Regions from separate parts of the Homo sapiens genome. Here all the other regions are linked to region 2. A link is a loop called in an ENCODE intact Hi-C map of the cell type or tissue named here. Cell type or tissue: PC-9. All regions are shown on one strand. Each heading gives the region's core, and the rest is flanking DNA. Links, peaks and the distances in the headings are about the cores only. Region 1 overlaps LPAR1 (lysophosphatidic acid receptor 1). Region 2 overlaps MUSK (muscle associated receptor tyrosine kinase). Region 3 overlaps LPAR1 (lysophosphatidic acid receptor 1).

Region 1 (10,851 bases), core at 996-8,995, 220 kb after region 2:
ATTCAGTTGCTTTGATAAAAAAAAAATCCACTTTCTAATAACAGAAATAAAACCTAAAACACAGATTTTGAAAATACATATTTTGTTGAGAGTACCTATTGGTAAGGATGTCCAAAAAAAAGTGTCTTCCAAAAGACAACAAACAGACACCAATCACTTTTTTTTTTTTTTTTTTTTTTTTTTTTGAGACAGAGTCTCACTGTTTCACCTAGGCTGGAGTGCAGTAGTGCGATCTCGGCTCACTGCAACCTGCCACATTTGCCTCCTGGGTTCAAGCAATTCTCCTGTCTCAGCCTCCTGAGTAGCTGAGATTACAGGTGCACGCCACCACACCCAGCTGATTTTTGTATTTTCAGTAGAGACGGGGTTTCACCATATTGGCCAGGCTGGTCTCAAACTTCTGACAGGTGATCCACCAGTCTCAACCTCCCAAAGTGCTGGGATTATAGGTGTGAGCCACAGCACCCAGCCGCAATCACTTTTTATCAGAACACTGAATGAGAATTGGAGGAACAATCTCTTAACTAAGATATTGAAAATCTACCCAAATTCACATCTTCAATGAAAGCTACAGGAAATCACTTGGAGGGATCAAAATATCTTTATGTTCTTGACTTAAAACCAAAATGGTTGTGAACAGGCAACCTACAGAATGGGAGAAAAATTTTGCAATCTATCCATCTGACAAAGGTCTAATATCCAGAATCTACAAGGAACTTAAACAAATTTAAGAGAAAAAACAACCCCATCAAAATGTGGGTGAAGGATATGAACGGATACTTCTCAAAAGAAGACATTTATGTGTCCAACAAACATATGAAAAAAAGCTCATTATTCCTGGTCATTAGAGAAATGCAAATCAAAACCACAATGAGATACCATCTCACACCAGTTAGAATGATGATTATTAAAAAGTCAGGAAACAACAGATGCTGAAGAGGATGTGGAGAAATGGGAACACCTTTACACTGTTGGTGGGAATGTGAACTAGTTCAACCTTTGTGGAAGACAGTGTGGTGATTCCTCAAGGATGTAGAACCAGAAATACCATCTGACCCAGCAATCCCATTACTGGGTATATACCCGAAGGATTATAAATCATTTCTACTATGAAGACACATGCACACGCATGTTTATTGTAGCACTATATTTACAATAGCAAAGACTTGGAACCAACCCAGATGCCCATCAATGACAGACTGGATAAAGAAGATATGGCACATATACACCATGGAATACTATGCAGCCATAAAAAAGAATAAGTTCACATCTTTTGTAGAGACATGGATGAAGCTGAAAACCATCATTCTCAGCAAACTAACACAGGAACAGAAAACCAAGTACCACATATTCTCACTCATAAGTGGGAGATGAACAATGAGAACACATGGACACAGGGAGGGGAACATCACACACCAGGGCCTGTCTGGGAGTGGGGGAAAAGGGGAGGGAGAGCATTAGAACAAATACCTATTGTATGCGGGCTTAAAACCTAGATGATGGGCCGGGCATGCTGGCTCACACCTGTAATCTCAGCACTTTGGCAGGCCAAGGTGGGCGGATCACTAAGTCAGGAGTTCAAGACCAGCCTGGCCAACATAGTGAAACCCCATCTCTACTAAAAATATAAAAATTAGCCAGGCATGGTGGCACACGCCTGTAGTCCCAGCTACTCAGGAGGCTGAGGCAGGAGAATCGCTTGAACTCAGGAGGCAGAGGTTGTGGCGAGCCAAGATCACGACATTGCACTCCAGCCTGGGCAACAGAGTGAGACTCCATCTCAAGAAAAAAAAAAAAAAAACCAACCTAGATGATGGGTTGATAGGTACAGCAAACTACCATGGCACATGTATACCTATGTAACAAACCTGCATGTTCTGCACATGTATCCCAGAACTTAAAGTAAAATATTTTAGAATAAAATAATTTAAATTCAAATAAATATAAAAATGAAAATTAAAAAATAACAAAATGGTCATGTAACAAATGAGAGACAGAATGATACACCATGAAAAATACTGATAAAGAAGACTCTTGCCTTACTGGAATCACAGGTGTGAGACCTGAATATCTTTTAGGTTTTCAGATACCTATTCTGGCCTCTAATATAATCCTAGGTTTAAGAGAAGCCAAACTGCTCACTCTGGTACTGAACTATTGACTCTTTCATGAACAATGAAAATGAAACTTTTAATCCAACTTCTATCCACAGTAACCTGATCAAGCACAGGGTAATGCTTAACACAGTGCTAGAAACAGAAAATGGCTCTGGAGAGCTGCAAGTTTGTTTGGTTTCCTACCCCATCCCCATGCCCCCAATATCCACAGGATACGAACACATTAACTCAACCTAATGATGAACAGGTTCCTGTCTGCAAATACATCCCAGGAGTTTCCTTTGGATAAGAAAACTCTTTTTCAGTGTCTGGACCAGCAGAATTATAAATCGGTTACAAACACGGCATCTTCTTGCTGCTGCTAGTCCAGTTTCGTCTTAGTATTCATCACCTAGCTTTGTAAGAGCTAGGTGCTCTCTCAGCATGAGAAAACAAAAATCTGTCTCAGAGTCAAGGCAGGGGTAAAGCAGAGAATACAAACTTGCCCCACTTCAAAAAACAAGGCATATCTTTCAACTAACTAAACAGCAATCCCAGCAGGCGTGACAATGCAAGCTTTCTTCCCTATTATTGTTTGAAACAATCACAAGCTATTTGTTCATATTAATTCGTTTATATGTAGTATTAGGCAGCCTTGATTAGAAAAATGCTCTTTGTTACCCAATGAATAGAGTAACAAACAAAACCAAAAGTTTTTCTAAAAAATTGTTGTTTTGGCCTTAGAAAAGGATTTTCAGGCCTTTCACACTTGAATGTGGATTTATCTTTACAAGGTCCCTGAATTCACTGGAAAAGAAAGCAAGTTGATGTGCCAGACAATACCAGGCTAAGGTGACTGAGTGAGCTGCTTATTATGCTTGCCTAAGAAGATGCTATATCTAAATTATTTTTACCTTCTTTGAACTTGGGCAAAACTGATAATAAGAGAGAAGACATCAGTAGAAGCTTCGGGGCAAGGGCAAGTCAGCCTTGGACTAAATTTCACTGTACAAATTACATGTGAGGAATTGACATATAATTAGGAGGCCCATCATTGGCCAAAGGATCCTGGGAACCAAGTGACCCAATGGTCTGCATCTCTCCAGAAGAAGCTATCTATCTCTATGACCTAATGTCCCAGTGTATAGCTGACTCCTTCCCCGTGGGCTTAGTTCCCCAACCATCAGAGGCTGCCACTATTCCCAAAATACGGTGAGAATAATGCAACTACCCTGGTTAAGGTTAATTAATAAACTTGCTCAATAAAACTATTATCGAAAGTCAGAACTTGAACCCAGGTCTATTTCAAAGGCTGGGACCATTAAGCTAACAAAGACTTCTTTTAAGATCAATGTTAAATTCATTAATACGGTTTGAAAGACCCTGTAAAATCTCCAACTTTATAACCTAACCCATTTATGCTAATTCTAGCACTTGCCGATTTCTGCAGTATAACTATTCCATGTGGCTGATTTCAAGCTGCTGGCATGAAGTCAATTGGCTCGCGAAATTCCTGAAAATTTAACAATCTGCTTCTGTGAGTTGGTATAGGTGGCTCTAGGGACATCACTGTTTACAATCTCATGCCCCACTGTAGTGCAACCATCCAAAACAAAATTCTAAATGCTTTGCTCCCTCTCTCTCTCTCTCTCTCACACACACACATACCTTGGGACACTTGACATTCACCTATGCTTTTTCTTCTCCTTTACCAAAATAACTCATATTAATTTGTCCTCAGCCTAGTGGTCTTCCTTCAAGAAGCCTTCCCTGATCCTCTAAATCTTTTCTTGGGTCTCCACTTTCCTCCCAGAGCACCCATACTTCCTGTATTTGTGCATTCCTGCATGGGTGACAAAGCGTTGTAACTTTTTGTTTTATCTGTGTATCTCCCACTATATCTGTAAACTCTGGCAGGGCAAAACTTATTTCTCTTATTTATTCTTGTATCCCCCAGCCCTGCCACAAGGCTTGCTGAGCAATAATAACAATGCTTGCTAATATGCACTGGGCAATATGTGCCCAGAATATGTGCCAGGCACTATTCTGAGCTTTATAGAAATTATTTCATTTCCGCCTTAAAATAACCCTATCAGGTTGGCTTCATTAATGCTATGCTCATTCCGTGGGTAAGGAAATAGAGGCACTAAGAGGGTGGATACCTTCCCCTCAGGCTCAGGTAATTAGTAAATTGAAGCAGGGTGACTGGTGAGCCTATGTGCCTCCCTCAAGAAACCAGTGTTTCTTGGCCATATTTTTTTCTCATTAGTGATCCTTAAGGAGAAAAATTAATTACATTTAAATTTTTTCTAATGAGAAAAAACTAAATACTAAGGAATAAGATTTTGTTGGATAGAGGTATAAGCTCTGGAGGGATTTTTTTCATCTCCCAAAACCCAATTTTTGTCCTCTTGGGGCAATATAACTATGTTAAGAATGTATGTTCTAGGACTTTCATTATCCATTTCCATTAATGTACCATATACTTCTCCCTAAAAATACACAGTCTTGTTTTAGAATTTTAATGGTATCTTCCCATAAGTACTATTTTGCGTCTTGCTTTCTTTTTCCTCCATACGATATCTTGGAGTAATATATAGCTGTGTAGACATCCTCATTTTAAAACTACTGAATAGTGGTCGGGCGCAGTGGCTCATGGCTGTAATCCCAGAACTTTGGGAGGCCAAGATGGGCAGATCACCTGAGGTCAGGAGTTTGAGACCAGCCTGGACAACATGGTGAAACCCCGTCTCTACTAAAAATACAGAAATTAACCAGGCATGGAGGCACACACCTATAATCCTAGCTACTTGGGAGGCTGAGGCAGGAGAATTGCTGGAACCCAGAAGGTGGAGGTTGCAGTGAGACAAGATCGTGCCACTACACTCCAGCCTGGGCAATAGAATGAGACTCTGTCTCAGAAAAAAAAAAAAGAAATAAATAAAATGACTGAATAGTATTTCAATCATGTCCACATTCCTGAATTCATTAAGTCTTTCTACTATTGGATATTCACAAAATTTTGTACTTCTTGGTTTGCAACCAATGCTTCAATGAATATCTTTATACATTCCTTATACACTCCTTGGGCTCATGTGTGAGTGGTTTTCTAATGTAGATTCCAAGACAGGAGCAGGGCATGTGCAGAAGTGTATAATTTTAATAGATACTGTTGAATTACCCTCCAGAGTGACTGTACCAATTTACTTTCCCACAGAGAATTTACGAGAGTACACATTTCCCCCAGTGATTGTATGAAATAGAACCTCTTTCTCCTTTGGGCAGTGTTAAACATTTTAATTAAATGAGTCATTTAGAGGTATTTCTATTCCTCACCAGCTGATAGGAGCTTGTGTAACAGAGAAGATATATAGATAAGAAGATGCTGTTGGAAATGCTGAAAGATGACAGCAGCAAACCGGGATGTGGAAATGCCCTGTCTAGAAAACCCGCACTAGCCTAACTCACTTCACGAAAGGACTAAGAAGAGTCATTACATGGGAACAGCTGCAGTGGACTTTGAAATGGTGACCTCAGGTAACAGGCACTAAATCTCTTTGCCCATTCTCCAAGTCTCTCAGACACCAAAAAAGTCTATTGAAGATAAGGGAAACCAAACACCCAAAGTAAATGAAGTGTTGAAAGGACAATGGTCCACTTACCAGAAAGAGGAATGCGTATGACGATGGTAACACTAAACATTCTGGAAAATAATACTAAAGGCCTTAGTACTTTATTCTTTATTCATATGATATGAATAAAGGGCTTTATTCATATGATAAAATCCCAAGGTTGATAACAATGATGACATCCCAAATGGTGTTGAGGAGAAAACACTATACTATATGAGGGAAAAATGCCCCTTGTTCTCCTTTTTCCCTCTCCTCCTTCTCTCCTTCTCTCACAAACACACAAACCCCTACTTAAAATACATACAAAATTGAATAGCCTGCAAAATCATACTGAAAAAAACAGTGTGGAACAACGTTCTGTATCAAGTTCAAATTTCAATCAGTATGGCTCTTTCTTGAAAGTATGCTTTTTTCTTCAAAGTTGCCCGAGGCCGGGCACAGTGGCTCAGGCTTGTAATCCCAGCACTTTGGGAGGCCAAGGCAGGTGGATCATTTGAGGTCAAGAGTTCAAGACCAGCCTGACCAACATGGTGAAACCCCATCTCTACTAAAATACAAAAATTAGCTGGGCGTGGTGGCGGGCGCCTGTAATCTCAGCTACTCAGGAAGCTGAGACAGGAGAATCGCTTGAACCCAGGAGGTGGAGATTGCAGTGAACCAAGATCATGCCACTACACTCCAGCCTGGGCAACAGAGCAAGGCTCTCTCTCAAAAAAATAAATAAATAAAAATAAAGTTGGCCAAAAAATGATTGTCACAAATAAGAAAGGAGGTCACACTATAGAAAGAAGATAAATGAAGAGTAAATGGGAAACTACACTTGCTGAGCACCTCTGTATGCCTCATGTATATGAACCATCATTTTATCCATATAACCATCATGTGAGGAATGATTACATGAGAGGAAACTGAAGCTGAGAGAAGCTAGCATGACTAGGGCTCTTTATCCTGCAATCAGAGGAGCAGGGATGTGAACTGTGGCCTTATGACTCCAAAGTCTGTTTCCACATTGTACCCTGCTGCCTGGTGAATCTGAAAGAGTCCAGCCAATGCCTGATTAAATCAGGCTGTAAAATCATCTGAACAAAGACCATGTCCCTGCCGTATTACTGCTCTTCACTGGACAGAAAAAAATAACTCATACGATTGCTGCTCAGAAGTTTCTGGAATTGCATTTTGTTTCAAAGTTCCTAGAACAGATCAAGGCAAAAGAGTAAGTATAGGAGGAGGACAACAAGACAGCCCTCAGAAAACTTGTTATAAAATTAGATCCATTCTGATATATTTCATTAAACCCCACCCCACCCCCCGGCCCACAAAAAAGCCAAGAGAGGAAAAGCAGCAGGGTTTACTACTGACTTACTTTGATTTAGAGTTTGATGCCTATAATGTCAGACATCCTAAGCACTGAAAACCAAGGCCTCCTATGAACAGAGGCCAGTTCACTAAAATCACTTGTTCATTGTTCCAGCTGCTTCCTGAACGAAATGGCACCTCACTCACAAAAGCACCATTATTCGAATACACACCAAATGATAGCGAGAGAGATATACATGATCCCTAGAGTCAAATACACTTCCTGAAACCCAGTTTAAATATTTGACAAACTTACGATTACCTCAGACCTCTGCTAGTTTGAAGCCCTTACCTGGGGCTGTGAAATTACAGGGATGGAAGTAGAGATGGCAGCCATGACAGCTCTGTGGTTGTAGGTGGTGAACACGCCCCAGAACTACGGGAGACAAATTTTCTTGTTTGCTGATCAGATCGAAGTCATGCTAGGAGAAGCTGTGTACCTGGAAAACAACAGGAAAACCCACATTTAGCATAAAAGGACTAGCATATGGGTGTGAAGTACCATTGGCCAAAGGAGGTAAGAATCCCTAGACATCAAGTGTCAAATACTAGCTTAATGCAAACAGAAAGCCGGTAGGGAAAAGCTAAGGTCTAAAAGCCACGACTTCTGTGCTATCTGTCCAAATACTCTTAAGTTGAGGAATTTTCATAGGTTTGAATCCAACATCCCAGCTAGATGTTTTGGGAAGACAGTTTCAAGTTGCAGAGCTGAGGAGGGTGAGTCGGGGGAAAAGCCATCCTGCCATTAAATAATAAAGGAATTGAATAATCCACAGTGGAGAGCTGACGGCTTACATAGAGGGCAAAGAGAATGCAGTAACCACCCCCACTTATCTGAGGAGTGGATTCTAAGCCCCCCAGTGGATACTTGAAACTGGATAGTGGGTCAGGTGCAGTGGCTCACGCCTATAATCTCAGCTCTTTGGGAAGCCGAGGGGGAAGGATTACCTGAGGTCAGGAGTTTGAGACCAGCCTGGCCAACATGGCAAAACCCCATCTCTACTAAAAATACAAAAATTAGCCAGGCGTGGTAGAACATGCCTGTAATCCTAGCTACTCAGGAGGCTGAGGCAGGAGAATTGTTTGAACCTGGGAGGTAGAGGTTGCAGTGATCCAAGATGGCACCACTGCACTCCAGCCTGGGCGACACAGAGAGACTCCTTCTCAAAAAAAAGAAAAAGAAAAAGAAAAAGAAACTGTGAATAGTACCCAACCCTGTATATAACAGAGACAGCTACTGAGTGACTAATGTACAGGTAGCACACACAGTGTGGAATCGCAGGACAAAGGGACAAATCACATGGACAGTATGAGATTTCACCCACACTATTCAGAACGGTGTGCAATTTACAACTTGTGAATTGTTTGTTTCTGAAATTTTTCATTTAATATTTTTGGACCAAGTTTGACTGCAGGTAACTGAAACTGTGGAAAGTGAAGCTTCGGATAAAAGTAGACTACCATAATACCGTCAAGTGATTAGATAGCACCCCGTCCAACCCCACCTATTTGCAGAAGAAAAAATTGAGGCTTAGAGAAGAAAAGGGACTAGAGTCACACATTTAATGGTAGAACCAGGACTACAGCAGCAACTCCGGTTCCCAGGCCTATATGAAACGTAACGAAGTTAATGTGTTCCCTGCCTATATCTCCTCAAGGAACTTAGTTACCGCTTTTAAGACTAAAGAAAGGCAAGATACCTGATGCTGTAGGTGTCAGTCCTGAGAAGTCAGGTACTCAGATAGGTGGATGGGGAGCTTCATAAATCAGACGTCCACCTGTGTGAGAAAGAGAACATTTCTAAAATCCTTTTGACATCCTCAAAGAGAGGATGCTAAATAAGCACAAAGTATAACCAAATCTCTTATTCACGTGTTCATTAAGAAAACTCAGAAAGATGCTAACTTCCCTGTAGTAAATCACAGCCCTAGTTCTGTCCAAAGGCTGATGTGACTCTTTCCACATTGCAATTTAGTCCAGAAGAAAAAAATTTTTCATTTTAAGAAAATAATTTTTAAAAATTCGTTTATTTTTAAGAAACATTTTCATTTTCTGGTGATGTTCATACTCCCTAACAATATCTTTTCTTTTATTCAAAAGACGTTATTGGCTGGGCACAGCAGCTCAGGCCTGTAATCTCAAAACTTTGGGAGGCCAGTGGGGGCAGATCATTAGAGGTCAGGAATTTGAGACCAGCCTGACCAACATGGTGAAACCCCATCTCTACTTAAAATATAAAAATTAGCTGGGCGTGGTGGCACACACCTACTCAGGAGGCTGAGGCAGGAGAATCACTAGAACCCAGGAGGCGGAGGTTGCAGTGAGCCGAGATCGTGCCACTGCACTCCAGCCTGGGCAACAGAGCAAGACTCCGTCTCAAAAAAAAAAAGTAAGGCTAAGCCAACCTTGCCTTTAAGGAGCTTTTGTCTGTAAATATACTTCCTAGTTTCACCAACATGCAAGATGATACCTGAACACTTTTTAAACTATTGGGAAATGATACTTTTCATAATAGTAAAAGTAATGAACCAGATGTCACAAGATCCAAGTCTTGCACAGCAGGAACTGTGGAGTTGGACATTTAATCCAAGTCCTTTGTCCCCCACATCCCTTGGTGCTACCCTATATTAGCTCAGGGATACTGGGCAAATGAGGAGCTCAGAAGTGCTGCTTTTCTAAGAAATAATCTAGGTTTGACAGCAACTTCTATAAGCTTAAATTTTTAATTGCTACATTTTTGTGCAGCATCCTTGATACTACAGTTTCAATCACTTTAGGTTCTGGCTGCTTAGAACTGTAGAGCCTTCCTATTTTCTTCTCCCATTACAGCAATTATTTTCATTCACAAATAAGTAGTAAAGTTCTCAAGTTATCTTGTCATGACATTCAACACCGAATTCCACAGCTGCCCTGTGACAGTACTGATATTCTCCTTAGTCCCAGTTTTAGGAACAAATGAGACTTGTTTATCACACTGTGAAAGTAAATAAACAACCCAGGAGAAAAGCATATGTATACAGGACCTTTCTTTTTTCAAGATGACTGCTAGAGTGCCAAACCTACCCAAGAAAATTACAGGAACCCCAAGGTGCACTGTTTTACACTGAACTTATTCCTGGCACTATTTTTTGCTCACTCCTACTTTCATTTTTCCTTTCTCCTTCTCATGTATTTATTATTCCTGGCATTATTTTTTGCCCACTCCTACTTTCATTTTTCCTTTCTCCCTCTTATGTATTTATAATTCACATTATCTTGCTCTATGTGACATAAATGAATATATCAATAATACAACTAAAAAGCAAAAAATCAAGCACATAAGATTCCATTCTTAAGGACGCATACTATATGCTCAGGTCCAATATCATTTCACCAAGCTATGTCATTAAGCAATATAACCTTAAAATATTTTCAATATTCAGAATATAGAGAGTTGCCTAAAAGGTAAATAGAGGCACCTAGCTTAGAGTAAGGAAAGCGAAATAGAAATGGATGAGATCCACCAAACAAATATGTCATATGACGTTATTACTAACAACAGCAGAGGGAAAGATGCGAGACTGGGATTTCATGAAAGGCCACTGGATGCTGAGCTTTGGAGCAGTCATTTCCCCAACAGTTTGAGGCAGATACTATTCAGTTATTTTACAGAGGAGACATCTGAGGCTTTGAAAGGTATTGTGAGGTTATGCAACATACCCACAGTCACACAGTCAGGAAATGAAAGAGCTGAGGTCTGAACCAGGGCCTATGCTAAGATTCATACT
Region 2 (10,851 bases), core at 1,577-9,576:
AACAATGTGTGACAGCATGCATGAAGTATTGTCAACCAAGGAGGCTCACCCTAACCTTGGTGTCCAGAGTTTTTACTGGAGCTCAGTTACATAGATGTGGAGTGCTCACATAACTAGTCTTAGCTAGTTTCCAGCCCCTCCAAAGGTCAAACTAATACAACGTGGCCTAGGATTCCAAGTATTCACTATCATTCACATTATTATCATAAACCATCCAGCATTGCCCAAAATCTCAGATATATAAAGATATTCTTATTACACAGGATATTCCAAGGGGCAGAGGTCATCTCTCAGGAGCCAAAGGCCAGACCTTTCTTTGGAATGTGTAGGGTTTGAGCACCTCGAGCCCATTGAGTTAGCCCTTCAACTTTTTACTGCACAGCAGTAAAACACATTTATAACTCTCCGGGTGGTCCCATGGAGGATACTTTTATCCCTTAAGGAGATGGGTGCATGTCCAACCCAGTCCTTTGGGTGGATTGAGAATGGCTTTCAATATGGCTGAACAACCCAAACCTTTATAACTCATCTAACTGGTGGCTATTTTCAGTTTTCATTTCCTCCAGGACAGGCTGTCCAACTTTTTGGTATCTTGGCTGTAGTGAACATATATTATCATATTACAATATATTAATGGTACCATTTGGAGATCAAAGAAGTGTCCCAAATCGGGACACTTTAATATCCACATCATCCCAAATTGTGTTTAATGCAAGCATCACAACAAGAAAATGGGGGACTTCTTTTTAAGGAAGGCAAAACCTTATGGTATAATTCAAATGATATTAAGTATAATTTCTACCCAATCCAAGGCACATTCCTTCATGGACTTGAACTATTTCATGTCTTCATGACTTTCTCTTCTCCAGGATTACATTAGTATTTAGGGCTGCCATAATAGAATACCACAGATAGGGTGTCTTAAAAAACAGAATTTTTTTTCCTACAGTTCTAAAAGCTGGAAGTCCAAGGTCAAGGTGCTATCAGGGTTGGTTTCTGGTAAGGCCTCTCTTCCTGGCTTGCAGATGGCTTCACATGGTTATCTCCCTGTATTCTCACAGGGCTTTCTCTCCTTGTGTGTGCACTTCTGGTGTCTGTGCCTACAATGATGAGCGCCAAAAATCCCAGAGTGTTTTTTCATAACACAGTTCTCATTCCAAAATAGTTTTTATTCCTCTCTTTTATAGACCATTATAAGGTTTCTTCCTCTAAATTAAATAACAGTGACTAAAACTAAGGCAAATACTCTGGAGCAAAATAAAAACTAAAAAACAGATAGCCTTAAAGCAGGAAGTTACCCTGTCACTAGGGCTTGGCATACTGTAGGCTTTAGAAGCATTTCGCGGCATGAAAGAATGGTAACCCTGAGGCATCTCCATGTAATAAGTTAATTTGTATACTGCTTTTAAATAAAGTTAAACAACTTACAGTTTCAGAAAGATAGAAGGGAAGAGCATTCGGAAGACTGGGAGTGAAGTTTCCCGGGCCTGAACCCTTATTCAAAGGCGTCTCGACATGGATAACCTCGAGAACATTATGCTAAGTGAAATAAGCCAGATACAGAAAGGCAAATACCAAATGATCTCACTTATATGTGGAATCTAAGAGTTGAACTCATAGAAGCACAGAATAGAATAGTGGCTGTCAGGGATGGGAGGATGGGGAGATGATCATCAAAGGGTACAAAGTTTCAGTCATGCAAGATGAATTAAGTACTGTAGATGTAATGTACAATATGGTGACTACAGCTAACAACACTGTATTGCGCACTTGAAATTTGCTAAGAGGGTAGATCCTAAGTGTTCTCAAAACACACACACAAAGGTAACCATGTGAGATGATACTTCACTAGCTTGATTGCAGTAATCATTTCATAATATACATATATATCTCAAAACATCACCTTGTTCACCTTAAATATATACAATTTCTATTTGTGAGTTATACCACCAATAAGCTAAAAAAAATTAAAAGTCTAAATTTTTTTAAAGGAGTTTCAAAAACTAATGCTTTGCTCTATACTTGTACCTGGCCCCACCCTTGTCTCTCTAAAGCAGGGTGCCCTAGGAAGACTGATTGGCTGTAGCCCCAAAAGGTGAGAACTAGGACATAAGATAAGAAAGGGAAGAAGGGAAAGGGAGAGAAGGAAGTGGGGAACAAAGTGCGTCAATGTGTGAAATTTTAGTTGGATGTTGTAAAACAGGAAAAAAAATGCCAAATTCTATGGCTACCCCAATAACAAAGAATGTCTTATGGCAATGGCACCCTCCAAGTCATATAATTCATTTATTATTGTCACTTTCACTATTGTTTTCGCTGAAGTCTTTTTTCTGTTACTTGAACAAAATCATTTTTTTCGTAATTTGTTAATAAAATTGTTTCATTTTATCTGTCTATCCTACATCCCTTCAAATACAGTACACAAACAAATGAACGTGCTTTTCCAGCTTGTAACTTGAGGCATGGTAGAATGAGAATTAGATGGGGAGTTGGAAGACTGAGGTTGTAAATGCCCCTCTTTAGTTAATGTGATTTTGGGGTCCGTTTACAACTCAGACACTGATTTTCTCATATCTATCTACACTAACACAGACGTCAGGTGGCTGTCAAAGATGATCTCTAATGGTATAATTAGAGACATCAGGGCTAATGTTCTCTAATTTTGTCCAGTTATGATAAAGTAACTTGGAGTGCCTGTTCTTTACCTCTCTAAGAACGTTTCAAGTGTCATTTAAAATTTGATTCTTATTTGTCAATGTGTTTTTTGGCTCCTCTGTGGAAACTGTTATAGTCTTAAGCCTGTCAAGGGAGTATAAAGACATCCTAAGAAAATTTGGAGACTGGGCCGGGTGCGGTGACTCACTCCTGTAATCCCAGCACTTTTGGAGGCCAAGGTGGGAGGATTATGAGGTCAGGATGGAGACCATCCTGGCTAACACGGTGAAAACCTCGTATCTACTAAAAATACAAAAAATTTAGTCAGGCGTGGTGGCACATGTCTGTAGTCCCAGCTACTTGGGAGGCTGAGGCAGAAGAATCACTTGAATCCAGGAGGTGGAGGTTACAGTGAGCCAAGATTGCGCCACTGCACTCCAGTCTGGGCAACAGAGAGAAACTCCATCTCAAAAAATAAACAAAATAAAATTGGGAGACTGACAATATAACTTCACTAATTTGTCTATGTAAAAATAGTAATAAAGAAAATGGAAAGGTATATACTTTTTAAATTTCTAGTATTTTCAAAAGATTCATATGAGGTTATAAATGGAAGATAAATGATTATTCTCTGTCGAAGTTTAGGAATAACAAGAGTAGGATAGTTTAAGATAGTTGAGGCCTTATTGAGACCCCAACTTATTCATTCAACATGTGACTCACAAAAAGTGAAAGGCAAAATAGATTTATCACCTCAGATTCTAAAACAGGAATAAAACAAACAAAGTGACTTTCATCCAGGAAGAAAGCAAAAGTACATCCGCAGTTCTTACGGTCAGAGAGTGTGTGCTGCTCTTAGAGCCAAGTTTAGTTCTTGGTAATTCTACCCAAGTCTGAAAGGAAATCAAGATGACTGTCCACATTGACGCAAATCACAGGACATGGAGGCAATGTCAGGCATTTAATGTTGTAAAAGTTGCAAACCAGAAATCCCATGGAGGAGAACACAGAGAATCCTATAGTCCTGATATCATTTTTGGTGGAATGAACAAAGACGAACGCAGAGCTGGGAGATATTTGGCACAGAATGAAACAGAGTTTGAACTGTGGCTCTTCACTCACTACGAGTTAGTAAACTAATGCCATAGCACGCTGCTCAGTACAATGGGTACTCTGAAAGAAGTGAGTGCTCCCTTTCTCCCCTGCTGTGAACCTGCCAGTGAACCAAAACCCTTAACAGTTAGAGCCAAAGAGCAGGAGAAAGTCCAGCAACGTGTCCCAAAGTGATTAGAAACTATCTTGCTTTCCTCCTATGGAAATACCAAGCATTTTTTGTGGAAATCTGAATTCACAGATGAAGTTCAGAGTGAATAGTAACATTCCTTTTGTTTTACAATCTTGGAAATAGTAGTTTGGCATGGAAAGAGCAGAGCTTACTTTTTAAAAAGAAAATTATTTGTATTTTTATAACCAGATTTATTTATAGTTATACCAGTAATATCTCTGTTATTTTGGCATGCAACTAAAAAATATAGAAAAATTTCATGTCCCTCTTGCTTTGTCCAATAAATATAATTTCTAAAATATTGTAGAAGTTGAATAATTTTAACTTGTTAGAAGAATTTTATAAAATAAACAGCCAAATCACCTAGGTTGAAGGTTGTCTTTTAGAATTTTCTTAAAGGGAGGCATATCTATATTTAGACATATTTTTAAGAGGCAGTAGTTTTGCTTTAAAATATATGACCTGTGAAGTCCTTTTATCTTACTAGCTGTGTAAACCAAAATAATTACATGTAACAAGTCTTATGTGGAATAATTCAGCAGCCAGTTTGAAAGAGGCTAATTAATATTTGTGGCTACATTAATCAGAAAAACTATGGAAATGTCTCTTGGTTTATTATCCCTTTTTCTATGATTCATAAACAGACATTATTACAACTGCATAAACATGAACCCTACTGGGCAACATCCTTTTTTTTTTTTTTATTTTTTTCCCCAAGATGGAGTCTTGCTCTGTCATGAGGCTGGAGTGCAGTGGCGCGATCTCAGCTCACTGCAACCTCCACCTCCTGGGTTCAAGCAATGCTCCTGCCTCAGCCTCTGGAGTAGCTGGGACTACAGGTGGGTGCCATCAAGCCCAGCTAACTTTTTGTATTCTTAGTAGAGACAGGGTTTCACCATGTGAGCCAGGATGGTCTTGATCTCCTAACCTCGTGATCTGCCTGCCTTGGTCTTCCAAAGCGCTGGGATTACAGGCATGAGCCACTGCACCCGGCCCTGGGCCATATTCTAACAGTTCCACAGGATATTTCCAGCCAGCTGGAACTATCTGCAAGACAGGGCCATTGAGGCCAGAATACCTTTCAGAGGTCTTCCCTAGCTAAGGTCAAATCATAAAATTATCGGATTATCCATAGCTGGGGGTGGATTCTCTCAAGACCGCATTAGTAATGTATTAATGATACATTAAGAAGTACTCCACAGGTCTATAACTGCTCAATCACCTTCAAAGAGTTTTTACACACATTATGTCAGGCATGAATTATTATGCCTATTTAATAGAGCTTCCTATCCTACTGCCTCTTTTTAGAAAAAAAAGTTTTATTGTGATCTTTATTGTATACATTTAAGGTACAAAACATGATGTTTAGATAAACATATACAGTGAAATGATTACTATAGTCAAGCAAATTAACAAGTCCATCTCCTCACATAGTTACAGCTAACTTAGAAAGACAGAACATCACACCCAGAGCAGGGAGCTGTGTCTCCAGCTCCCTCAGGTCCATATACCTGAGTGACTTGGAGAAAATCATGCATTTCCTGTAACTACCAGACGTAGTCACCTCAATTAAGTAATCTGTTTTGCTTAGGCATACCTTGGTAAAAGCTCACAGTACTAATCTGGACCCACCCCTTTGATCTTTGAAACCTGAGGTGCGAAAAAATATCAAAATGGAGGGCAGAGGGATTTGTTTTTATTTTCAGATCATCAAAAATACTAAACTGTTGATCAGAACCATCCATGAAGAAAGAAAAACAAATTCAAACTATGACTAATGGGGCCTGCTGTGCGTGAGTCACAAACTGAATCAAGCAAGGCCTCTGGAAGCAGGGGGAAAAGCATTCAGGAGTCACTTTGTACTCAAGCATGAACCTCCTAAAGTGTTGGTCTCTTTGCTGAACTATTTCAACACCTGGATGAAGTCCAGGAGAAGAGACGTCAGGCAGTTTAAAAATTGCTTCTCTTTCCTACTAAGGATGTTTTCAGTGACCTTGAGGAGGTGTTTAAGAATGACTTTCTTAGGTGTGAACATGAAAACAGTGGGACTTAGGGCAACATTTGGGGAGATTCCTTGCTTCAAAGTTGTCTCTAAGGCATTGCACATTCCTACTTCTTGCAGGAGGGAACTGTCTTTCCAAAGGATTTTGCAAACTGTTCTGCTTTTGCTTATCTAAACTGGAAAGAGATATATAAACAAAATATAAAATACAAAATAACATAAAGTCTGTTGATTGAGCATAGAGGCTTGGGGTCTTTAGCTTTTTTTCTTATTGTTGCTTTGTATTAAAATTCAAGGGAGTCCAAATATTTTCAGTCCCCTTGATCTAACTGGGATACTCATACAATGAGACATTGCACTTCTGATAAATATGATAATGATGAGTTTAGTTTGAATTCCCAACTGAGTGCATGTCTCTTAAAAACATTTTTCTCTTCACTTTGTAAATTTCTTATAGAGTCTAGGTTGCTCATCTGGGGAAAATGCCACAATACTTGATCTGACCTGGAAAGATTCCCAGTGAAGGTAAATTGATACTCACATAAGCCAGTTTTTATCATAAGAATTGAGACTAGTACTGAAGGTAAAGAATAAAAAGCTAGTTGGACAAACGTTCACTGCATGATTGCTACACAGTGCTTGGTGCCAGGGATAGCCAGCCACCTGGCAGCTAGGAAGAAAGCTGGCCTTACCTCAGAGCTTTCTTCTTCCTGGCTAGTCAAACTGTGAAAATCCTTTCTCATGCAACACAATAAAATAATTGGCTCCAAAATGTCTCATTCTCAGCCTCATTCCCTAATACTGGACACAGGAATCTCTTTCAGCCAAGCAGCCAAGCTCAGGCCAACATGGGACGTACCTCCACTCCTTTAAGATAAAGTCAAAGCATAACACCAGCTGATTCCTTAACTGTCATTTCACTCCAGTTTCCCTCAATTGGCATCATGTTTCCCTGATATAAGCAGCGTTAATTAAAGATTAGTTATTGAAAAGGTGGTATTGTGCTCAAGAAAACAGTGAAAAAAGAACCACCATTTAAAAAAAATGCCACCACCTTAACAATGACATTTGTCAGATATGTATTTTGTTCATGGTTGGTTGATTTGTTAAGGTAGTTGTTACTCTTGTTTTCTAATGACTGCTCATTTGTTCTCTCTTCTAGGACTAGGGAAGGCACTGTAACATAATGATTAAAAGCATAGGCTTTGGTGTCAGACACGCTAGGATGCAAATTCTAACTATGCAACCTTGTAAAATGTGCTGGGCAGCTATCTTTCCTACAGAGTTGGAGTAATGTTGACTAATATATATGCATTTGTATAAATTAAGCTGTTAATTGTGTGTCAATATTGCATTGATATCTTGGCTCTTTAAGGACATTTGATTTTCTGGTTTAAGTAGTACCTCCTGCATGAACTTCCTGACGTGTTGAACTATTTCAACACCTGGATGAAGTCCAGGAGAAGAGAGGTCAGGCAGTTTAAAAACTGCTTCTGTTTCCTACTAAGGATGTTTTCGGTGACCTTGAGGTATTATGTATGTATTATGTATGTCATGCCTCAGAGACAGACTTGGCTTCACAACCATTTTTCCTGACAACCATCCACCTATCTGACATGCATTTATGGGGAACTGAACAGGAGTTATGAAAATAAGTCCTTAAGTCTGCAACCTCTCATACTTAACTGTCATCTGTAGGACACTGAAGACATATATCAGAGGATCCACACCGTATATAATTCATGCCTTGTATTGGTTATCTATGGTTGTATCACAAATCAGCCCAAAGCTTAGTGACTTAAACCAATAACTATTAGTGCTCACAAGTCTGTGGTTCAACTGGGTGGTTTTGCTGATTTGGTTTTGCTGCTGGGCAGGACTGCCTGATCTTGGCTGGTCAAGTTCCTGTGATCGGCAGATTGAAAAGGTGGTAGTTGGTTCAGAATAGCCTTATGCGTACCTTGGATGGTTGTTGTTGGTTCCCACCTGGGGCAGAGGGGATAAACGGGCCAGGTGTGTTTCATCTTCTACCATGCTGGCTCTTGCTTGTTTATAGGCAGTCCCAGGTTCCATAAACAAGAAAGCAAGCCACAATGTGCAAGAACGTTAGTTTCTGCTCATTCATTCCAAAACACATCACAAGGCTAATCTAGATTCAAATTATGGAGGAAAATGCTACTTCTTGAGGGAAGAGCTACAAAGTCACATTGCAAGGGCATGGACACAGGGAGGGAAAATCTTTTGGCTATGTTTGCAGTGTACCACATGCACTTGATTATAATCTTAATGCTTTTCCCTTCAAATCTACTGACATAGTATAGTGGGAAATCCTTGACTGAGTTCTTTTATTTTCCTTTACTCTGTCAGGTTTCTTCTGGGTCCATTCAAGAGAGTGTGAAAGACCGAGTGATTGACTCAAGACTGCAGCTGTTTATCACCAAGCCAGGACTCTACACATGCATAGCTACCAATAAGCATGGGGAGAAGTTCAGTACTGCCAAGGCTGCAGCCACCATCAGCATAGCAGGTAGGATGCCCCTTCACATTTGCGTTGTTCCAGGAGAGGGGAGAGTTGATACTATTCTACAATATCGAGCATTGGAGAAAATCTCCCTTTTCTTTTATCTCTTATTTCAGTTGCATTTGGGCTATTTCCTCCCCCATGGGGATACTCCGGAGGTGACCTAGATATGGATTTTGGCAGATTTGCTGCCTGGAAAACTAAATCCTCAATACCTACCCAAGTGGTAGGTAACAGCTTCCAGGAACTCACTTCTTCCTTCCTTCTTGTTTTTCTTATCTTTTTTCCTTTTCTCCATTTCTCTTTCCTCCCTCCCTCCTTCCCTCCCTCGCTCCCTTTTTTCCTTCCTTCTTTCCTTCCTTCCCTTATTCCCTCCTTCATTCCTCCCTCCTTCCCTCCCTCCCTCTTCCCTTCCCTCCCTCCCTCTTTTCCTTTTCTTTAATTTCCTTTCCTTTTCCCCACTCCTCGTTCTCTCTTTTGGTTGATCAAACTTTCCAAGTCTCTCATGGAGAAAGTTGGCAGACATTCAACATGGTCATGCCAATTTCTGCATGGCTATTTCTTGCGGGCATTTTTACCTGTGAGCATGATCCCTGTGGTCTTTCCCTTCCCTGCTTCAGCAAGCCACAGCAGGTCTTACAGGTGTTTTCAAGAAAAAGGCTGACACACGGATTTCTAGGATGTTTGTGTTGAGTTCTAAAGGTTTATTTTTAAAATGTAAATGTCCCAAAGGCTTCTGAGAACATTTATAGAATTCCTAGAGATGGAAATAATCCCTGTATCAGGAAATGCCAGGCATATTAGATTCATAGCGTGCCTAGGGCTCAAGGGTCAGGAGAGAGGTGCTTGGCCTGACATGTAAGGCAAGCACGGATAGAGCTTGTGCCTAGGGCCAACTCCCCACAGCCTGCTGTTTCTTATTACAGTGCCACCTCTTTGATCTTCCCTGATGGGGAACTTTCCAGTAATGTCTGTGATTTGTAATATGAGGTGAATAAAAACCACAGATAAATGATAAGGAGCACTGGACAAGGCTGGCCCTCTGGGACTGCCTATGAAGGAAAAGGAAGACTTCAAAATTAAGGTTCCCTCTCCTTTCTCCCCCCAGTGATATCTCTGCCTACCATGTCTTCAGACACCATATCAGTTATTCTAGCATTTCCACAGGTGGGAAATTATTTCTCCCAGAAAATGAAAAGTCTTCTAAAAGTAAATTCAACTCAATTTAACAAATAATAATAATATCACATAATAAGTAATAGTATAATCATATAATATAAATAGTAATAAGAATTACTATTTACATAGCACTTTGCTGTTTATAAAGCACTTTTACATGCATTTATCAAATACTCTAGATGACGCCCATTGTGTTGGGTAGAGTAAGAGATGAAAAGTTAATTTAAAAATGGGTCCTGCCTTCCAGGGACTCTGCATCTAGAAGGAAGTCAGTCAGTCACGTATATTATGGCACTGGCTGTATTCTATTGCAGAAGCATACACAAAATACAACAGCAGAACAAGAGAGGCAGGATGTCAGGGAATCCTTGGAAAAGAGGTATCATTGGAGCAGAAGATGTGGATATGAGATGACTAGGTTGAAGTCAAACCTTTCAAACCTGTTCAAAAAACAGCAAATCAGTGGTCAAGGCTAGACCACGAGAGAGACAGCAGGGAGGTGGAAAGTGGAAACAAAAGTTGAAACATGGGCTCTAGCCAGGTTATGAAGAGCCTGCATAGGTTTAGTATATTATTTCATTGATGAGAAGTCATTTAATGATTTAGAAGAAATAAGTGCAATAGATATATCCTCTAGCAAATTAACAGATGCTGAGGTGTTAGGAGGTTGAGAAGTGCGGCAAGCTGTCAGGAGGCTCTTCCAGGTGTCTCAAAAAGTCATGAAGGTCTGAACAGCAGCAGCAGCATTGGTTCAAAGGGAAGAGGAGAGATGCACAGGACAAATCAGGATAGAAATAAGGTTTGCAAATGCTTGAAAATGGCAGTGGGCTAGAAGGATGAGTTCAGATGTGTCTGATTTTGAAAGGTGCCCAGGACAAGCAATAATATATAAACACAAAGCATATGAACAGGAGAAGGTCCAGGAGATAATAGAATACTCAAAAATGTTGATGCCTTTGAATTACCTGGAATTATTCTGGTCTCACTGTCTTTGTATTATTTGACATTTGATCAAGACCTACTGTTAAATAAACATATATTTATAAAAATCTATCAATATATATTTATATAACATATATGTATGTATGTGTGTTTATATACACACACATGGAGAGAGAGAGAGAATCACATTTAAATATGAATACTCCATCCAAGAAAATAAACTGATCTACTTTAATTTAACCTGCACTTTCACTGGCAGAAGAAAAA
Region 3 (10,851 bases), core at 1,715-9,714, 180 kb after region 2:
CCTGTAAAACCATCAGGTCTCATGAGACTTATTCACTACCACCAGAACAGCACGGGAAAGACCCACCCCCATGATTCAATTAACTCCCACCAGGTCCCTCCCACAACACATGGGAATTATAGGAGCTACAATTCAAGAAGAGATTTGGGTGGGGACCCAGCCAAACTATATCAGTCTTTAATAAATGTGTTTCCACAAAATCTCTAGAACAATTCTGGTTGTGAGGATAATTCTTGGTTTCCTTCTTTCCCAGGCTGAGAGTCTTATCGAGGAAGGCAGAATGCTGATACTGACATGGAAGATGCCTAGTACAGTATGCAGAGACAGGCCTCTTTTTATCTCTTTTCACTTCCTTTCTTCATTAAAGACTCAAGGGGGGAAAAAAAGCTTATTTTGCTTGCTGAGATGATACTTCTGTGTTTTACCTTTCCTGCTTCAAAATTAATGTTTTAGCTCTCGAGCTAAGACAACTGCTAATCTCATACTCAAAAATGAAACCTAACCTTAGTTCTAGCCACTTGGCTTGAAAGAAACTTGAATAAAACAGATTTCGCAAGTTAAAAAAAAAAAGAATTTAATGATCAGAATGATAGTGAGGGCCCCTTTGTGCAAGCTGCATGCACTTGCAGTCTAGGAGGTCTCTCATTTAAGATGCAGACATTGTCCTTAAGGATAATTTTGATGGTTTTTAAACTCCCTGTATAATTGTACTCTCTAAAGTGTGCTTATGATTCATAGTTTTTCTTTATCTTCTTTCATTTTAAAAACAGTAATATTTATTGCTATTTTATGATGATGAGAATAAGAAGTACATATTGTAGAATATTTGAAAATGAATATACAACAGGTCGGGCATGGTGGCTCATGCCTGTAATCCCAGCACTTTGGGAAGCTGAGGCAGGCAGATCACTGGAGGTAAAGAGTTGGAGACCAGCCTGACCAACATAGTGAAACCCCATCTCTACTAAAAATACAAAACTTAGCCAGGGGTGGTGGCATGTGCCTGTAATCCCAGCTACTTGGAAGGCTGATGCAGAAGCAGAAGAAGAATCACTTGAACCTGGGAGGTGGAGGTTGTAGTGAGCAGAGATCACGCCATTGCACTCCAGCCTGGGAGACAGAGTGAGACTCTGTCTCTCAAAAAAGAGAATATACAACAAAAAAGTATCTGTAATTCCATCTCTAGAATTTAATCTGTGAACATATTATTCAAAATGTGTACATGTATATATACACACATACATATGTCCACATGTGTATGTACACATATAACCACAATCATATATTTGTACATACTCATTTTTCTTAGAATAAATTTCTGGAATTATGAAGATGTAAATGGATATGAATGGTTTAAATTCCTTAGATGTAGATTTTAGCTATTTTTCCATACGTTATCATCAAAAACGAAACACTGACTACCCTGAGAAAGAAGAAAAATTGAACGAGTGTGCCTTCTTTTCCTCTCTTGCTTACTTCTGAGTGTCTTACTTCTCACTTCTGTCAATATAAGTTATCAAATTATCAATATGAAAATCATGGTAATAACATGAATGACTAAAATCAAACAAACAGGTAAGTATACAGTGATATAACCTTATGGTTAAAATGTTAGATGTTAAATTTAAAGGATAAGGGAAACTTGAGTATGATATCAATTATATAATACTACTATATACATTTAAATGCATGTATACACACATGTAGCATGCAATAGCCAGTATCTACTGAGGTCTGTCATATAATTGGCACTGTGCTAATAACCTCATTGAATATACTTCTCATGTAGTCCCTGGCAATAACCTTACGAGATGGGACTGCCTGTATTTTACAAATGAGGAAACTGAGGTTCAAAGAGGTCAAGAAACTTCTCTGGGCAATACAGCTAGGAATGACGGAGCTGGGATCTTACTCTAAATCTGGATGCCTCCAGAGGCCTTTGTTCTTAGCCACTATGCTATATTGGCACAAGAAAAAAATACACTGGATGGAAGTATGTCAAAATGGTGGTGGTCAAGTTCAGAATCACTTTTGTAACCTTACTTAAATGATTCTGTATACTATAAAACATTGACATAGGATACGATTTACTTTTATAACCAGAAATAAATTAGTGAATAATAAGTATTGCATGCAGGCTTTGTGACTCAGACCCAGGTGGCCTGGATCACTCAGACCCTCCGTAGGAAGACCATTATTATTATGCAGAAACCCTTGGGTTGGCCATACTTTTTTTCCTCTTCTGTCTTGTAGCTGAGGTGGAACAGCCTCCTAATGAGGCAGATGTCTTTTTAAAGTCCTCCAGTTTTCTCTAGAGAATGCTAATTACTCCCAAACCACCCCCTAAAAAAACTCCACTCACTTTAACTAGAAATTATAAAAAAGGTATATCCAGATGTCAGCAACAAAGATAATATTTTTTAAACTTGGAAAAAATAACTGTAACAATATGCATGGAAAACTATATAATTCATTCTTTTGGATAGGCCAAAATAAAGTCTTTTTTTTTTTTTTAAGGTTGTTGAGGGCAGATTAACTAGTGCTGAGTGTGTATATTGTCAATATTGTAATAACTTTGTAGTTGGAAGATAAAATAACTTCTTTTCAAATATAAGCTAAGGTATGAAAAAAACTTTAAAATGTTCTTGGCCGGGTACAGCGGCTCACGGCTGTAATCCCAGCACTTTGGGAAGCCAAGGCGGGTGGATCACCTGAGGTCAGGAGTTCAAGACCAGCCTGGCTAACAAAGTGCAACCTCGTCTCTACTAAAAATACAAAAAAAAAAAAAAAATTAGCCAGGCATGGTGGTACATGCCTGTAATCCCAGCTACTTGGGAGGCTGGGGAAGGAGCATCACTTGAACCTGGGAGGTGGAGGCTGCAGTGAGCCAAGATTGTGCCATTGCACTCTAGCCTAGATGACAAGAGCGAAATTCCATCTCAAAAATAATAATAATAATAAAGTTCTTAAGCTTTTCAGGGGCAGGGCAATACGTTTTTAATAAGACTAAGAAACACTATGCTAAACCTGATTCTTGAGGGAGCCAACCAATATATTAGAAAGCCACATGACTGGGCTATATCTTTAAGCCCCACAGAATTGCTTTCATTGAACTGCACTTTGGTTACAGACCACCAACCTTCACTGAGAAATGATATGGCATGACTTTATGGGACATGGTACTGAATGTGCCATAAAGAATGTAGAGCTCTCCAGAACATCACATCATAGCTGATGCATCCATCACAGAGCAATACCCAAATGAGAAATGTCTCTTTGGACTCAGTACTTAGAAGGGTTATTTCTCCTGATTTTACTTTATGGCCACCAAATCATGAACGTTATTGTGTTTTACATCTTCATTAACTGCTAGAAAGTATGTCTTTACCTGACTCCATGTCATTTTCTTAGATTTCTTTTTCCCTTTCCCTCCTTTTTCTTGCTTATTTTAAACTCAACTTTGTCCTCTGAACTGAATGCATCTTTTTAAGCTGTCTTAAATACTTTGTTTTGAGACTGGGTCTCGCTCTGCCACCCAGGCTGTAGTACAGTGGCACGATCACAGCTCACTGTAGCCTCCACCTACAGGCCTCATGCTATCCTTCCAACTCAGCCTTCCAAGTAGCTGGGACAAGAGGCATGCACCACCATGCCCAACTAACTTTTGTTTTTTGTTTGTTTGTTTGTTTTTTTGTAGAGATGGGGTTTTTCCATGTCATCAGGCTGGTCTCGAACTCCTAAGCTCAAGCAATCCATCCACTTTGGCCTCCCAAAGTGCTAGAATTATAGGTGTGAGCCACTGCACCAGCCAAATCCTTTTTTAAATAAAAGATTAAGTATAAATAAACAGGCACATACTCTGTACACTTCTGTAAGACTGTTTATGTAAGACTGCTATTGGACATAAGAACCACCCAACATGAATGAAACCAGCATGTTTCCTATACCAAAAAGAAAATAAATTTTCATTTATATTTTAACAGTGAGATTGAAACAATCTAAGGTCTCTCACCCACAGGCCATTCTGCAGACACTCAGGTTACAACCTGAACCCAACAGAGTAGCTGGCTTATGTACAGGCTCATGATTACATCATGATTATGTGTTTCCATGCCACTGTGTTCAGGAAGTAAGCGGTCTGGATATAAGATTTCTAGCCATCCTTGAGGTGAGTGGACAGAAGGAACTGTCAGGTTAGAGATGCAGCATTTCAAAAACAAACAGAAGGGATGAAGGAAGGGGAAGTGAAGGAACAGGTAAAGAGATATGAGACTCAGAGAAGAGTAATGTCTCTGTAGCCAAAATTAAAGAAAACTTCAAAAAGAAAGTACTAGATGATACATTCTTTAACAGATGACTAATATTCCTGGCAAAAACTTTTTAAAAACTAAGTATACATTTAAATACATAACATTCCATCCTTTAGCCTTCAACCTAACAACATCAATTCCTTTAAAACAGCATTTTTGAAAAGCTGGTTTTTTTTTTTCCATCTGTACTCAAAATGGTACATCTATGGTGGACACACCCTAAGATGTTCCAAAATGAGTCACACTCTTGTGTAGTCCCCCTTCCCCTGGTGTGTGAGCAGAACCTGTAACTTGCTTCTAGCCATAGAATACAGTTATAGGATGCCACTCCCTTGATTAGGTTCTGTCAAATAGCAAAAGTGAAGGGGTTTTGCATATGTAATTAAATTGACAATAAATTGCTCAAAAGGGAGATTACCCTGGGTCAGTTGGACTGACTTAAGTGAGCTCTCACAGAGGCCAGAGACTGGAAGAAGTACAGATTTCTCTCTCTCTCCCTCTATCTCTCCCTCCCTCTCTCCCTCTGCCCACCCCCTGCCTCCGCCCATTGCTGGCCTTGAAGATGCAAGTTGCCATGAATTCTACAGTCACAAGGAAATGAATTCTACCAGCAACCTAAGGAACTTGAAGCAGATCCTTCCCTAGTCGAGCCTCCACATGAGAATGCAACCCAACTGGTACGCAGACTTCAGCTTGTGAGACCCCAAGCACAGAACCCAGCTAAGCATGCCTGGACTTTTAACCTACAGAGACTGAGAGATAATTCATGGGTGTGTTTTAAACCACTAAGTCTGTGACAATTTGCGATGTAGCATAGAAAATGAATACAACACCTAAAGACAGAGACAATTTGCATGGGAATTGCCTTTTAATCCACTAAACAGAAAAAAATGTAACGGAAACTTCAGACTCCTCTCTTAACTTCTCACATCACTTAGCCAAGTTCTCCCACATTAGATGTTCCAGATACTTAAACTAAAGCAGCTGTCACCATATCCAAAATGCTTCGCTGGAGAACCATCACATGACACCACTGTGGGAGTTTCAATGCTTGCTGGCCCAAGGAAATCTGCCTCCAATAAACCAGGAAATGTTTAACCCAGACAGCCTGTAACTTCCACAATTTTCTAATCAGCCACCAGAGAGTCCTCTTTAGATTGTCATAGTGACTCAGCACACACACATCAATGCCTTCAACCCCAAAGCTGCACATCTATGTACGTAGTTGTTCTCCCTTCACCTACTTGGGCATGAAAATCACCAAATGAGCACAGAATCAGCAAACTTTGTATAGGCCACAAAGGAGGAGGCAACGTTTCATTTCCATTTTAGCACTGAGATCAAAACACAGCCAAAGGCCAGGCTATTCAGCTGAGACTTGATTCCATAATAGCATGTTCTCTCTGCCCTGCACAAAATTATACCCTGATTATGTATTTCCATGCCATTGTGCCCAGAAGGTGGTTAGGCAGCAACAGCTCTAGCATGGGTGGAAGGTTTAGGCATCTGAATATTTGGAAAAGTAGAGAATGGGGGGAAGGGAAAGTTTGTCTCTTTTTCTGAAGCATTTTTCTGTCAACTGGAAATCAAACTTACCAATGCTTACATTATACTTTTCTGAGTGATGAATACAATGCTTTGGATGCATAGTTCAAGTAAGGTCGATAAGCAATTTATCTTTTGAAATTATTTCTAATGAGAGAGCATTGGCAATTTTTTTCAACTGTTGTGATTTTTATGCACTAATTAAAATCATTATAATACTTATATATACTAGACACAGCAGAAATAGCAAATTTTCATTGTTTAAAAAGACATCAGAGAATAACAATCTTCTTTTCCTTTTTTTCTTCCCTTCCTCTTTTGTTTTTACCTTTTGAAATACTAAAGGCAACAAAATAGCAAGTAATGAGCACCAGCATTGAAACTACAAGTCCTAGGTTAGGGTATGGGGTCTAGCAAATACTTAATTTCCTTCAGTAATTCACGTCATCTCTCTGAATCTGTTTTACCATCTCTAAAATGGGTAAAACACTATCTGCACTATCATACCTACAATTTCATAAAAATCATCACAGATAATATGTCTACAAAGATATTGTAGTATATATAAACCAAATGTGGCCAGGCACAGTGGCCCATGCCTGTATTCTCAGCACTTTGGGAGACTGATGTGGGAGGAATACTTGAGGCCAGGAGTCCCAGACCAGCCTGGGAAACATAATGAGACCCCATCTCAACAACAACAACAAATTTTTTTTTTTTTAATTAGCCAGACGTTACGGCGCTTGACTATAGTCCTAGCTGCACACGAGGCTAAAGTGGGAGAATCCCTTGAGCCCAGGAGTTTGAAGCTGCAGTAAGCAAGGATCGCTACTGTACTCCAGCCTGTGTGACAGAGCAAAACCCTGTTTCAAAAAACAAAACAAAAAACAAAACAAAACAAAAAACAGGGTGAGGTAGGACGATGGCTTGAGACCAGGAGGTTGAGGCTGCAGTGAGCTGTGATCTAGCCACTGTACTCCAGTATAGGTGACAGAGCAAGATCTTATCTCAGTTTAATTAAAGGAAATTATATGAATGTATTTTTCCTTTCAATATTTATGTTTCCTCTCATGAACTGACAAACTAAACTTTAAGAGCCAGTAGTTTATTACTCTGTTCCTAAAGACATTAAAATAGTTAAAAGTAAATTACGAAATTACTGTCAGAAAAATATAGTAACAGTTAACATTTAATAAATGTCAGACATTGACTAAAGGGCATCACATAACTTTTCATTTGATTCTCACATGAAGGAAGTCAATTATCTCTATTTTACAGATGAGGAATCTGAAGTTTCAGGAAGTTAAAGAGTAAGTAGTAAACCTATGATAAAAAAAATTAAGCAGGTTAATCCGGAGTCCACAATTAACCACTCAACTGTTTCAAATACATTTTCCGGGTTGATACTCCAAGAAAAGGAGCGATGAGATGTGGTCTCAGCATACAGGTGGTCTTGTTGTTATAAAGCAGAGTGTTCCTAGTGAGCTAGGAGACCTGATGTGGAGGACAAGCCCACCCACATTGCAGGGAGACCGCCACAGACAGAAGCTAATGGCCAGCCACATGAAAGGCATGCCATTAGGGCAGGTTATGATGGACGTAATGCTCCCTGGAGTTGTGAACTGAAGAAGTCCTGTAGAATTTAGAACACATCAATTGACCTACAGCCAGCTACCAAACCACATCAGAGCCTACGGGGCTGCATCTAGGTCTGCAAAGGTCCAGAAGTTACAGAGACTGCTGCTGCTTGATGGTGAGTATGCAGAGAGCGGACCTGAGCAGCGGAGAAAGTAACCAGAGAGCTGGAACCAAGAAATAAAAGTAGGAACTGGGGAAGAAGAGTCAATGAGATGAAAGAAAACAAAACTGAAGTAAAGCCAGAAACCAGAAATACTGTAAGACTCTGGTTCCCAAACTGTGCCCCCAGGAACCTTGGGGTGCCACAGTGAATTCAGAGGAATGCTACTAGATATTTTTAATTTGAGGGCAGCTAACACTCGACATCTCTCAGACACCCTCTGAACTACGAGCATAAAGTAGTTCAGCGCTTCAACATTAAATGGCATTACATTCCTTTCAATGACATCATGTCCTTGCAATATGATATCTGCTATAATAAAAATGAAGTGTAAACATAAAACTCAGTGTGGAACAGAAAATGAAGATGGTGGTTTCCAATCTGAATTCAAGTTTTGAAAAGTTGTGCAGTGCCCAACAGGTGCATACATACCTTAGTAAATATGAAGGATTAGATAAAAATGATAATTCTTTCAATTTATATGGTTTTGTTTTACAAAATGGCTACTAATTTATCAGGACCTATATACGTATTAAGTTGAATTAACTAATTAAGTTGAATATACTTATTAAGTTGATTTAATAAATGAAACTGTTAGGTATTTCTTTTAGCTTTGGGGCACTGTAAAAAAACTGAGACAGTATGAGCACTGAACTGAGACGTCATGGGAATATTACTTAGGGATTAAAGTTGTCTAGGGAAGATAGAAAAGTAAAGGATCTCAGCAGTGAGTTGCATATCTGTTTTCAAGGTCTTATTATTATATTATTATTATTATTATTATTATTATTATTATACTTTAAGTTCTGGGGTACATATGCAGAACGTGCAGGTTTGTTACATAGGTATACACGTGCCATGGTGGTTTGCTGCACCCATCAACCCATCATCCACATTGGGTATTTCTCCTAACGCTATCCCTCCCTCAGCCCCCCAACCCCCAACAGGCCCCAGTGTGTGATATTCTCCTCTCTGTGTCCATGCTTTGACATGGCAACACCACTCAATACAAAGGAGACTTGCCCCACTGAGTCCTAGAAGCATCATGGGTCCTGACCCTTGTGGTCTGGTCCTGCTCAAGACATAATAAAGATCTGCCACAATGAGGATTAATTCAGGGACTTTAGATTTCAGCATGGCAATATGATAATCTGATGAAAACAAGTTATGTATCATGTATTTTATAATAGTACCTACCAAGTACTTATAAACTTGGCATCTTATACAGACGGTCCCTGACTTACAATGGTTTGATTTAGGATTTTTTGACTTTATGACAGTGTAAAAGTGATACACCCATTCCTTAGAAACTGTACTTTGGGTACCCATACAACCATTCTGTTTTTCACTTTCATTTCAGTATTCAATAAATCGATGAGATATTCAACACTTTATTGTACAATAGGCTTTGTGTTAGATTATTTTGGCCAACTGTAGGCTAATGTAAGTGTTCTGAGCATGTTTAAGGTAGGATAGGCTAAGCTATGATGTTCCAAGGTTATGTGTATTAAATGCATTTTCAACTTACAATATTTTCAATTTACGATGGATTTATGGAGATGTAACCCCACCGCTAAGTCAGGAAACATTTGTGTAATAATCTCACTTAACCTTTTGAGGTTTTACTGTTTCTGCTGTGTCTCTCATTTAACACGCAAGGAAACTGGAGCTTGCAGCCATTGGATACATTGCTCAAGCGGACTCTGCTGGTATGCAGTAGTGTCAGGATGAGAATCCAGGAAGTTGGGACTTCAAAAGTAACACTGTTAATCACCACGCTGTCTTTTTCAGCTGTTAGGCCTTTAGATTTCTAAAGAAGTAAATATACACTAGACTTTCACATGGAACAAAGTACTTCAAAGGAGTACATATATTTTTATGTGGCCACATACATTCCTATTTTTGTTTATCTTGGTTTCTAAATCCTTAAAAAGTTTCCATCTCTTTTTTAGGTTTGCTAATGTTTATCATCATGAATAAAGATAACACAAATGGTTGTAACATAGTGCCACTAAAAAAAATCCAATATTGTCATGAATGTGACAAAAGACTCCCAATCCCCTTGTGATAAATTGGCACAAGCTTTCTGAAGAACATTTAACAATAAGTCATTATGATTCATTACTCTGTGAGGAAGGAATCATAAGAGATATTTATCTTAATGTTATTATAATAGCAAAAAAAAAAAAGAAAACGTAAATGTCTAATGATTATATATTTCATCATATGAATGTACTGAACTTTGGGTAGAAAAATCACACTTTCAAAGATTACTTAATGGCATAATAAATGCTCAAGACAATCTTTTAAAGAATCTATAAAGTGGTATGCATTATATGAATTGAATAAACTATTAATTAGCAAAGGACTAGAAAGAAACAGTATATTCAACTTAATATTTTGGTTAATTATGGAAGGTAAAATTCTAAATGATTTTCTTTTTTTTCCTTAATGAATATGCATTAGTTTGCTAATCAAAAAAAGAGTAAGCTGGGTGTGGTGGCATGCACCTGCAGTTCTAGCTACTCAGGAGGCTGAGGCAGGAGGATCACTAAAGCCCACTGAGTTCAATTCCAGCCTGAGCAACATAGCAATACACTATCTCTTAGAAAAAAAAAAAGAGGAAATGTGATGTGATTAAAATAAGATTCAGTACTTAACAAGGTAAATGCAGTCTAATACTTCATTCCCTAAACATCACCTGTATGTCAACAGCCAAGTCATACATAAAATTCATTTACATAAAGCTTTCCTGATTTTACTTCCAACAAGATAGTCTCTCTCCTCTAAATTCTCATACAGCTTTATTTGTACTTCTTTTATGGTACTTTTGTCACCTTTTGCCTTTCTCAATAATTATCTATGTATATGTGCCATCCTTCCTACCAGACTATAGGCATTGGCATGTCACGGCCAGATTTGCTTCATAATTACATCTGCCATGAGTCTGACTCCCATTCTCCCTGTATTTTAGTCATATTTGTAAGTGAATAGGGATTATACATTTTGGTATTTGTTTTCCCATCACACAACAGGCAATATGCCACCCACGCTGAATTGGTTTGTATATAGTTGCAGTGCTCTTTATGGCACCCAAGGAGACAAATAGGCTTAGTGGATGGCACCCCAAAATACAGTTTTTTCCTGAGATTTTGGATATAGATATAGATATATGACATAATATATATTTAATTATAT

The links. Peaks named below come from ENCODE experiments on the same cell type or tissue, not always from the same donor. Only the 100,000 strongest peaks of a DNase experiment are listed, where the experiment ranks them.
Region 1: it touches region 2 in a loop (5-fold over the local background); 2 of 110 quality-filtered maps call a loop at or near these places.
Region 3: it touches region 2 in a loop (2.9-fold over the local background); 2 of 110 quality-filtered maps call a loop at or near these places.

The regions. Positions count from the first base shown.
Region 1 is chr9:110,964,697-110,975,547 of GRCh38, forward strand. LPAR1 (lysophosphatidic acid receptor 1) reads right to left here. Exons shown (of 6, transcript NM_001351411.2): 3 at 8,785-8,862; 4 at 7,377-7,524. The coding sequence starts at 7,421. Among named protein-coding and RNA genes, the nearest start is that of LPAR1, 68 kb to the right of the region's middle. In PC-9, for the core only: no CTCF peak of the experiment used is centred there; a DNase peak (open chromatin) is centred at 5,385; H3K27ac peaks cover 904 bases.
Region 2 is chr9:110,739,332-110,750,182 of GRCh38, forward strand. MUSK (muscle associated receptor tyrosine kinase) reads left to right here. Exons shown (of 15, transcript NM_005592.4): 7 at 8,310-8,469. Among named protein-coding and RNA genes, the nearest start is that of MUSK, 76 kb to the left of the region's middle. In PC-9, for the core only: no CTCF peak of the experiment used is centred there; DNase peaks (open chromatin) are centred at 5,670, 6,520 and 9,290; H3K4me3 peaks cover 978 bases; H3K27ac peaks cover 3,642 bases.
Region 3 is chr9:110,914,409-110,925,259 of GRCh38, forward strand. All of the region lies in intron 5 of LPAR1 (lysophosphatidic acid receptor 1), which reads right to left. Among named protein-coding and RNA genes, the nearest start is that of LPAR1, 120 kb to the right of the region's middle. RefSeq lists enhancers at 635-804, 982-1,151. In PC-9, for the core only: no CTCF peak of the experiment used is centred there; a DNase peak (open chromatin) is centred at 5,493; H3K4me3 peaks cover 605 bases; H3K27ac peaks cover 4,040 bases.